Linked DNA regions of Homo sapiens: region 2 is linked to region 1. Evidence: read pairs that join two places in POLR2A ChIA-PET (ENCODE). Cell type or tissue: OCI-LY7. All regions are shown on one strand. Each heading gives the region's core, and the rest is flanking DNA. Links, peaks and the distances in the headings are about the cores only. Region 1 has its middle 250 kb from the start of MIR4305. Region 2 has its middle 210 kb from the start of LINC00332.

Region 1 (4,402 bases), core at 94-4,093:
GGTGGGAGTGAAGTACAGGGCTGGAAATAGCATTAGTCAAAATCAGTGAACAGAGCCATAGAACTTCCAGAATGTGCTGTACACCTGCACCCAGGTGACCATAACTCTTCAGGATACCAGAGGAGTTTCCCCAGAAAATGTTAATAAGGCTCTGAGATGGAGACTTGAGGGCTCCAGGTACCGCTATAGAGAAAAAAAGAGAATGAGAAGGAGGTAAATGAAAATCTGTAATCTGAATGGTGAAGCCCTTAATCTTTTTCTTTCCCTTCTCTGGTCTCAGAATATCAGCAGCCAGCCTGAACACTGAAGCCTTCCAGGTAAGAGATTAAATAATTTGTCTCTTGAGAAACTGCGTGACCCAGAACAAAGACCTCCACTGCATGCTGACATTTAGGAGCCCCTCAAATAAAGAGCAAGGTCCATATCCACTCACCTTAAGGTGAATTTCATTAAAAGTTATGCAAGAAAGTAATTATACAAGAAAATTTCTCAAACTTAAAAATTCAAGTCTCCAGTTTGAAAAGCCTCTTCAAATGCTTAGCAAAAAAAAAAAAAAAAAAACTTTTTAATTTTTTTGAATAAAGACCCACATCAAGACTCACCAGTTAGAAATTTCAGAGCACTAACGATAAAGAAAAATATCTAAAAGCTTCTAGAAATGTTTTTTAAACATGCACAAATTTAAACAAATACAACAAAGGGATATAGAAGCCAATGGAAAATGCCTTCAAAATTGGGTGAAAAAAAAAAAGATTTTTAGTTTAAATTCTAATACCAAGCCAAATAATAAGACAAATGTAAAGGTGGAACACAAATGGTCTCAAAAGACTAAGGAGATCTTTTTAAATTTAATAATGAGATTAGCCTTTAAAACAATAGTGTAGGCATCCTGGCTTCCCCTCCAGCCCTGCTTTTCTCCTCAGCTCTGGGCTTGGCCACATCCCTTCTCCTTCCTGGGCTGTGCTGTTTCTTCCCTTCAACACCACAGGCCAAGTGGCTGCACAAAACTTGATTGCCCCAGAGAACCTCCACTGGAGGCCAAAAGCCAGCAGGATAATAAAAGTTGGCAAGAAGAAAAGAGGGAGATCTTGAAAAGATACTTTTAATTAGGTGATTCAAAACAGCTAGATCATTTATTGACTCAATTCCAGGGTGTTGTGGTTTCCAGTTTTGACTTTCAGATAGGCATGGTTTTACTGTATTTGGTTAGGAAACTTAAAATAATTCAACATCAAACTTCATGAGACAATGATGGCAATTTATAGATTTTAAAAAGAAGGAAAGTAAATGAAAAGCAATGCTTATACAATAGTAAGTCCAGATCTTCCAGAGCAGCTGATGAAAATACCAAGTACCTTGTCATTAGACTATGATTGATGCTTAGGTTGTTTTACACACACAGACACACACACACACACACACACAGAGTTTTTAGTAAGACCTTCAAAAAAAGGACATAACTCCTTGGACAAATGTCTGTTCACAACAAAAGCATAAATTAGGAATCCTATACAATAATCAGAAGCACTGAGTCTATTTCTCTTCAAATCAAAGTTACCCTGTCCTGGAATATGTAAACCTTGTGCAAAGACAAAACCATGGTGGAAATGTCAAAATTAAAAATTGTATTCCTTCAATGTGAGACTGTGATCCTTGGTAAAATGCAATTACACCAAGAAATAGGAGTGCATTAAACTGTGAGAGGAGCCATCAAAGGTTTGCTGTGACCAAGTTTGAGAACCTTTGAAAAAGCAGGTTTGTACATAGGGGGAAACATGGGCACAGACCAGGAAATGAGCACAGCAATGAAGCATATCAGAGACAAATGTCTCAAGGTCTCAGGTGTCACAGCTGGCCTCACAGTTATCTGCATGGTGTTTGCTTATTCACTTAAGAGATATTAATTCCACGCTTAAAATATGCCAGGTATTGTTTGAGGTTCTTAGGACATCAGTGAATCAAACAGATAAAGACCTCAGCCCTCATAGGGCTTACTTTTTAGCAGGAAGAGACAGAAAATGAACAATAAGCAAAACATAAAATTAAATTCTATGGTATTTTAGAAGGTGATAAATTGCTATAGGAAAAAAGGAAGAAGAAAAGCAGAGCACAGTCTGGAGATTAGGGATACCAGGGTAGTAGGAGCGGTTTCTAATTTTAAATAAGGTGGGTGGTTGGGATTTTCAAATAGGTAATTCAGTTAAGAGTCCGCTGAGTGTGTAATCAGATGCCAAGTTTAAAAACCATAAAGTGCATCTGTGACAACTGCCAGACACTGAAAATTCACATAACACATGGGCTAAGAGGTAGTGAAGGCATTTATTATCCTCTCTGGATATTTATAGATGTTCAAATAACATCACATTATCTCCTTTATTGTTTCGTGAATGCAAGGGACATGCTGAGTTTCATAATCAAAAGCAAAGGAAAATGTGTCTGTTTGAGCAATGACACACCTTCACCTCCTCTTCATCTGTAGACCTGCATGTGTACAAATCATGCTTAGTTTATTGGGTGTTTCCTTCATCAACATACAAGGATGTTTAAATATTTGAATTAAATATTCTTTTTAAAGATGACTATTATTATAAGTGTTGAGAGTGTTGTGATCTGCCTCACACTGAAAGAATAAAAGACCAGAGAAAGCATTGTTTCAGTATGTTCTTCCTTTCTAATAGAAGGTAGGCCCTTAATCACCAGGTTCTGTTCTCTGTCATTAGCATTCAGGGAGTTGAAACAGCATTACTTGGTAATTGAAGCTCATTGAAAATTACAAGGGAGAAATAGTCATGAAAATCACACATAAGAGCAAGAATTCAAGTCAAGATTATTTTATCCTGGATTAATCAAACTATATCTTGAGATTTGCTTTGTGTTGACTTTAACCTTCAAATCACACATTCATTAATCATGTCTGAACAAAACCTATGTGCTGGGACTGGAAAAGAAGAGAAAGAAGTCATCAAAACGTTAATTATCTGCCCAATGTAATTACTGAATAAGTTGAACAACTACTGCTAAAGTAAAACCTTGTTAAGCAAGATTATGTATCCTGAGTACACGCAGCAGATGTTATAGACACAAGTTTTCTGAGTAACAGATGGCATTTTGCTTTAAATGTCTTGAGTTTGAGGTAGCTTTGAGACACCTGCAGTAAACATTTCATATTGGGAGGGAGGATTTGCTATGCAACAGTCAATTCCCATCCCATCGGTGGAAATCCCTTTGTATGTTGGGGTCATCTAGATCCTCTCTCCGCTGGCTTGTAGGGCACAGGCACATGATCCAGGATCAGCCATTTGGATAGTCCAACTGGAGACTCTGAATCTTGCATGTGATGCTAGGATGGTGGCCAGGGGGAGTCCGTTCCTGACACCCAAGACACAATCGTAGTGCTGGAGGCAGCAGTGGTGGCAGCACAACCCGTGGTTGTGGCAGGAGTGACTGCAGGTGCAGTGTGTCCGCAGAGCCTAACTTTCCCTTTAGTGAGAGTTGTCTGTGATTCTAGCTTTGTAAACTCCTGGGGATGTTCTGTTCCCGTCCTTCAATCCGTCTCCCCTGTCTCACTCACAATCCTAAAACTGCCAGATATCTTATGACAGATTCACTTTCTGTTAAGCTACCCAGGGTTGTTTCCGTCTTCAACCAAAAACCTTAACTGATGACATTCATGTGAAATCTGAATGAGTATCTAACCCCTTCATCTCACTAAAGAGGAGAGGGGCTCTCAGAGTGGTTGTGATTTTCCCTGGGTTACTCAACAACAGGTGTTATCAACACCATGAACACCATGACTCAAATACCAAAGAGTTTATTGAAAATGTATACATAGAACTCGGGAATTAAGATAAAGATAAATTTGTTGCTTAAGCCTTGAGAATGAATAACATCACCATTTGAGACTGTGCAATGGGACCAAAAGGGAGAGCTGAGAACTGAACCTTAGGGATAATTCACTTTTCAGAACTGAATTTAACAAAAGAGCATGCAAACTAAGGCAAACTAGGAAGAGGTTGATAAAATATCAAGAAAAGGAATAGGAATGTAGGGCCATTGAAACCAAAGGATAAGGGAATGATTCAACGAGAATAATTGATTAGCAGGTGATGACATAGACAGTAAGCTAAGAATTGAGAAGAGAATTAATTATGTGATTATGAATTCATTTGTAAGTTAAGGTATATTTAAGATAGAAGTCCTTAGAGAGGCACTGAAGCCAAAGCCAGTTTGCAAAGTGTGCAGAGTGAGTTAGGATATGAGGACAGGGAACGTTAACTTTCGTTTTAGAAAGTTTAGTGTAAGAAGAAAAGAAGAAATGAGATTGTGTGTCAAGCAATGCAGGAGTGAGGGAGAGACTTTTGTGTAGGATGGCTGATTTAAACACGAAAAAGAAGGAACTAAT
Region 2 (4,402 bases), core at 115-4,114, 63 kb before region 1:
GCGATGACCTTGGGAAGAGAGATAACATGGAAGAAGAGGAGATAAATGGGAGAGGATTTTGCTGTCTATCAGGATGGAAATTGATAAGCCATTTTTTAACACTCCATAATGGATCTGCCATCCAATATCAATAAAAAATCACCTGTCTTTGTGAGGAGACCTAATTCAGGAAGCTCACACTAGAGTAAGCCATGGCACAAGGGTAGAGGACTTTGCTCATGTCACATTTCTTAACACAGATCCAATATATCACAGGTGCTTGATGACTCCCTGCTGTGTGTATTCATTCATTCATTCATTCATTCATTCATTAACAAATGAGCTAACTGTAGGATTTCAAATCAAATGCCCTAATCTTTAAAAATCTAGAAAAGATAACACAGCACACACTCATATAACTAACACCTTGAATTTAAAATATAGCAGCATTTTATAATATTGTCTTCCAATATTTTTTAATGAAATAAAACATTACCAAAAACGTTAACATTTTTACCCACCTCAATTCTCAACCTTCTTCCCCCTTTCATAGAGGCAATACTAGGTATTCTTTTTCTGAGAACCAATATTGGTGTGTATTTAGAGAAACTCAAAGAGAAAGCATGGTCAAAGGGCCTTCTGTTGACTATAATATTCAAAGAACTTTCTAAGTTGTAGGAGCAACCTGATAGTAATCGAGGAGATTATGTATAAGCTCAAAATATGAGGATATTGTATAATTACCTTGAAACTTAAAAAAAAGTGTGTGTATGTGTGCTGTACTGTGTGTGTATGTGTGCTGTACTGTGTGTGTGTGTGTGTCACTGTAGATGCTCCTGAAGGCTCCTTTCCCAGGTGCAGAGCTTTAAACAAAGATAGAAACTATATACTCAGACCTATGAACATGATTTTTCTATTTTACCTGTAAATGAACCATTTCAAATTGAGGAATAGAAGGTAGGAAAAGTGAGGAGGGCATAGAAGAGTCTAAGCTTTTTACAAAGCATTTAGGCAACGCGTTTTATAAAGCATTTATAGTACTTTTTGTAAAGCATTTAGGAAAGCAATTCTTCTTATCCTTCAGGTCTTATTTGAAACGTCAGTTTCTATGGAAGTGCTCTCTGATCCTTTAAACCAAGTAACTCATCTGTCATTCATACTCACTGTAAACTTCACTTTTATGTATTTTATTACAATTGTAATAAAATTACTTTGTAATAGAATACAAATGTAATACAATTGTAATAAAATTACTTTGTGAAATTACTTGTTTAAAGTTGCCTCCTGCTCTACTGTAACTTTCATGACAACAGGAGTCACATCTGATGTGGTCACTACTACAGCAGCAGCGCTTGGCACAACTATTTTTTGACAGAAATAAATAAACAAAAGAATAAATGAATGAACGAAAAAGAAAAAGAGGAAGAAAGGAAGGAAGGAAAGAATGGAGGGAGAGAGGAAAGGAGAAAATTATTGAACATTTACATTTGCATCAGATTAGTGCCTATGTCAGGATATTTAATGCAAATACTTAGTTGTTGAATACCAGATTCTTATTCTATCATCTAAGTCCAACTATCAGGCAGGACATCATTGTTCTTAGACAAATTCTGTGAGTTCAGACCACTATCTCTGAAGACTCATCTCAACTTGCCAACTTTATGCTTCTTATATTTCAGATTGGTACCTTCGGCTATCCCTGTGAGTTCCATAGTCTCAAAGCCTCAGAAAAAAAAAATCTGTTAAGTCTTATACCCATTTTAAGGATAGAAGTGTAGGAGAAAAACTGAGAGCCTCAGTAAGTGGAAAATCCAGGGTTAACCAAGCAAAAAGATCTCAAAGACCCAGATGGTTAGAGTATAATTCACTGCTAACAGCAGCTCTTTAATCATTTGTCCTTAATTTTACAATTCTTTTTGAAGAATCTGATGACATACTTCAAAGAATATGGAGGTAACTTGGTTAATGAAAATACCATTCACCATAAAAAATATCTATTTCTGCATTGCTTCAAGAACAGACACTAACATGTCCCAGGAAAGAGGGAGTTTTATTAATCCCTTCTTGAGTTGCTGCTGATGAGCTTTGAAGTGGGAAGGACTTCAGGGCCCTGGCATTACTCCCACTCAGTTGCTGCTCTTGTATGGAAAACTGGAACCCGCCATAGAAACAACTGGAAATCCACGTGTTCGTATTTCTCTTGGAGTTTTTAATTCTTGTGTTAACATAACAAAGGAAATAGTTCTCTCAATTATTCTTCATTCGACAACATTTTTTCTGAACTGTGCCAGGAGATACAACTCTGGAGATACAGTGGTGAGAAAAATGTACATGATCCCTGCCCTTGTGAATCCTCTACTCTATTTTTTTTTTTTTTTTTTTTTGAGACAGGGTCTCCCTCCCGTAGCCTGGGTTGGAGTGCAGTGGTACAATCTTGGCTCACTGGAGCCTTGACTTCCTGGGGCTTAGGTGATCCTACAGCCTCACCCTCTTGAGTAACTGGAACTACAGGCACATGCCATCACAGCCGACTAATGTTTGTAGTTTTTGTAAAGATGAGGTTTCACCATATTTCCCAGGCTGGTCTCAAACTCCTGGGGTCAAGAGATGCACCCCTTTGGCCTCCCAAGGTGATGTGAGCCACTGTGCCCGGCTGCAGCCTCTACTTTAAAGAGGCAAATTGAATTAATCAAACAATTATAGAGAGGATTCAGTTAAGGTGGGTGAGAGAATCAGAGAAGTCCTCATGGAAGAAATGATAGTGGAGCTGAGGGACGATGGAAATATAGGACTGGCTGGGTGATTCCGTTATGCCTGCGGGAGGATCAACCACTCTGGGCCAGTATGTGTGAAGGCTCTGAGGGAGGAAAGACCTTGACATCTTCAAAGAGGACCAGAGTTCTAGAAGGTTCTGTGCAAGAGAAACAGTGGCAGGAGATCATGCTGGGCTGATAAGCAGTGGCTGAGTAACGCTGAATTTTGTAGGCATTGTCAAGAATTTCTTATTTTCTCCTAAATGGAATGATAAGTCATTAAAGGCTTGTGAGCAGGTGTGAGAAGACATAATTTATGTTTTACTATCACTCTGGCCGCTCTGTGTAAAATGTAAGGAAGGAAGCAAAGAGTAGAGGTAAGGGTGTCTGCTTAGGCTGTAGCACTAGTCAGACAAGATGCGATGATGGCTTGGGAAAGATGTCACTGAGAACAGAGAGGAACTGTAGAATTTGAGGGATATTCAAAAAAAGAGAAAGTGACAAATCTGCTTGATAGGATTGTATGTAGAGATGATGGACAGGAGGAGCCCAGATGCTTGGGTTTCTGTTTGAAGAACTGTGGTGATATTTATGAGTTTAAGGAGAAAAGAGCTGGCTTGTGGGTGGGGAAGGCTATGAGATCTCTGAGACACATTTTTGGGATAAGGAACGTGATAGACTTGCTGCTTCCAGAAAGAACACATTCCTGTACTGTGGCCGGTGACCTCACTGGTTGGGCCTGCAGGCAACTGGAGTAGAGGTTCCCCCAGGTGCCATCGGTCTCTTCAAATAAAACATCTAGTAACCTTTACTAATCTCAAGGAAACTGTGGGTTGGGTAGGTAACTTAAGGAGAGAGAAATGATTACTTTCTGTAGACTGGCTCTTTTCATGTGCCTGAGAAGTGGTTTCCACCATGAAATATTTGGGTAAGGAAACCAGATAATGAAGCCCAAACATTTTTCATCTCATCTGGAGGTGGGTTTCTGCACGGAGAGCCCATGATTTCTGTTACTTTGAATTGTTATTTTGAGTGTATGTTTTCTTCCAATGACCACTTAATACATAAATACCAAAAATGCTTATATCACATGTTTTTAGAAGTCTATGTTACTCAGTTTCCTTGTTAGCACAAAAAAATGAAGGATTGACTATATCTGAAAATATTTACTTTTTTCTTCTGCACAACGAGTGGCTTCTATGGTATGTAGTTAAGTCAAGAGATTTTACACTCTGCTATTGCATATGACACAAATACAACAACCTTGAGAAGGCGAATCAAACATGCTCTTTCTCTCTTGCTATCTTCGTCCACCCTGAAGTGGTATCTGAAAATTTCGGGAACATAAGCCCTATAGCCAAGTTTTCTCATGAGCTAGAAACCTCCAAGCAATACATTGTTTTGTCTGTTGAAATCCCTGCACTTAGAACATCCTTTAAATGAAAATAAATTTCAATCTTTACTTGGGTTTTGAAACCTGTTCAACATAATTTCTATGCTGACAAAAAAACACATGGCGTAGACCCATGAATTTAATAGTCAGTTAGAACTTAATGCCACTGATAGGGGCTTATCTCTTCAGGCTTGTCTACATAGCCTACTAAATAATAATTCTAATTAGAACCTTAATTATGTTTCTGCTCAGAGTATTTTTAGATAGCCTTAAGATT

The links. ChIA-PET counts read pairs that join two places held together with the same protein. Peaks named below come from ENCODE experiments on the same cell type or tissue, not always from the same donor. Only the 100,000 strongest peaks of a DNase experiment are listed, where the experiment ranks them.
Region 2: POLR2A ChIA-PET joins it to region 1 with 8 read pairs; 2 of 35 experiments call an interaction of 5 or more read pairs at or near these places.

The regions. Positions count from the first base shown.
Region 1 is chr13:39,907,698-39,912,099 of GRCh38, reverse strand. No RefSeq gene overlaps it. Among named protein-coding and RNA genes, the nearest start is that of MIR4305, 250 kb to the right of the region's middle. In OCI-LY7, for the core only: no CTCF peak of the experiment used is centred there; a DNase peak (open chromatin) is centred at 1,809.
Region 2 is chr13:39,970,788-39,975,189 of GRCh38, reverse strand. No RefSeq gene overlaps it. Among named protein-coding and RNA genes, the nearest start is that of LINC00332, 210 kb to the left of the region's middle. In OCI-LY7, for the core only: no CTCF peak of the experiment used is centred there; no DNase peak of the experiment used is centred there.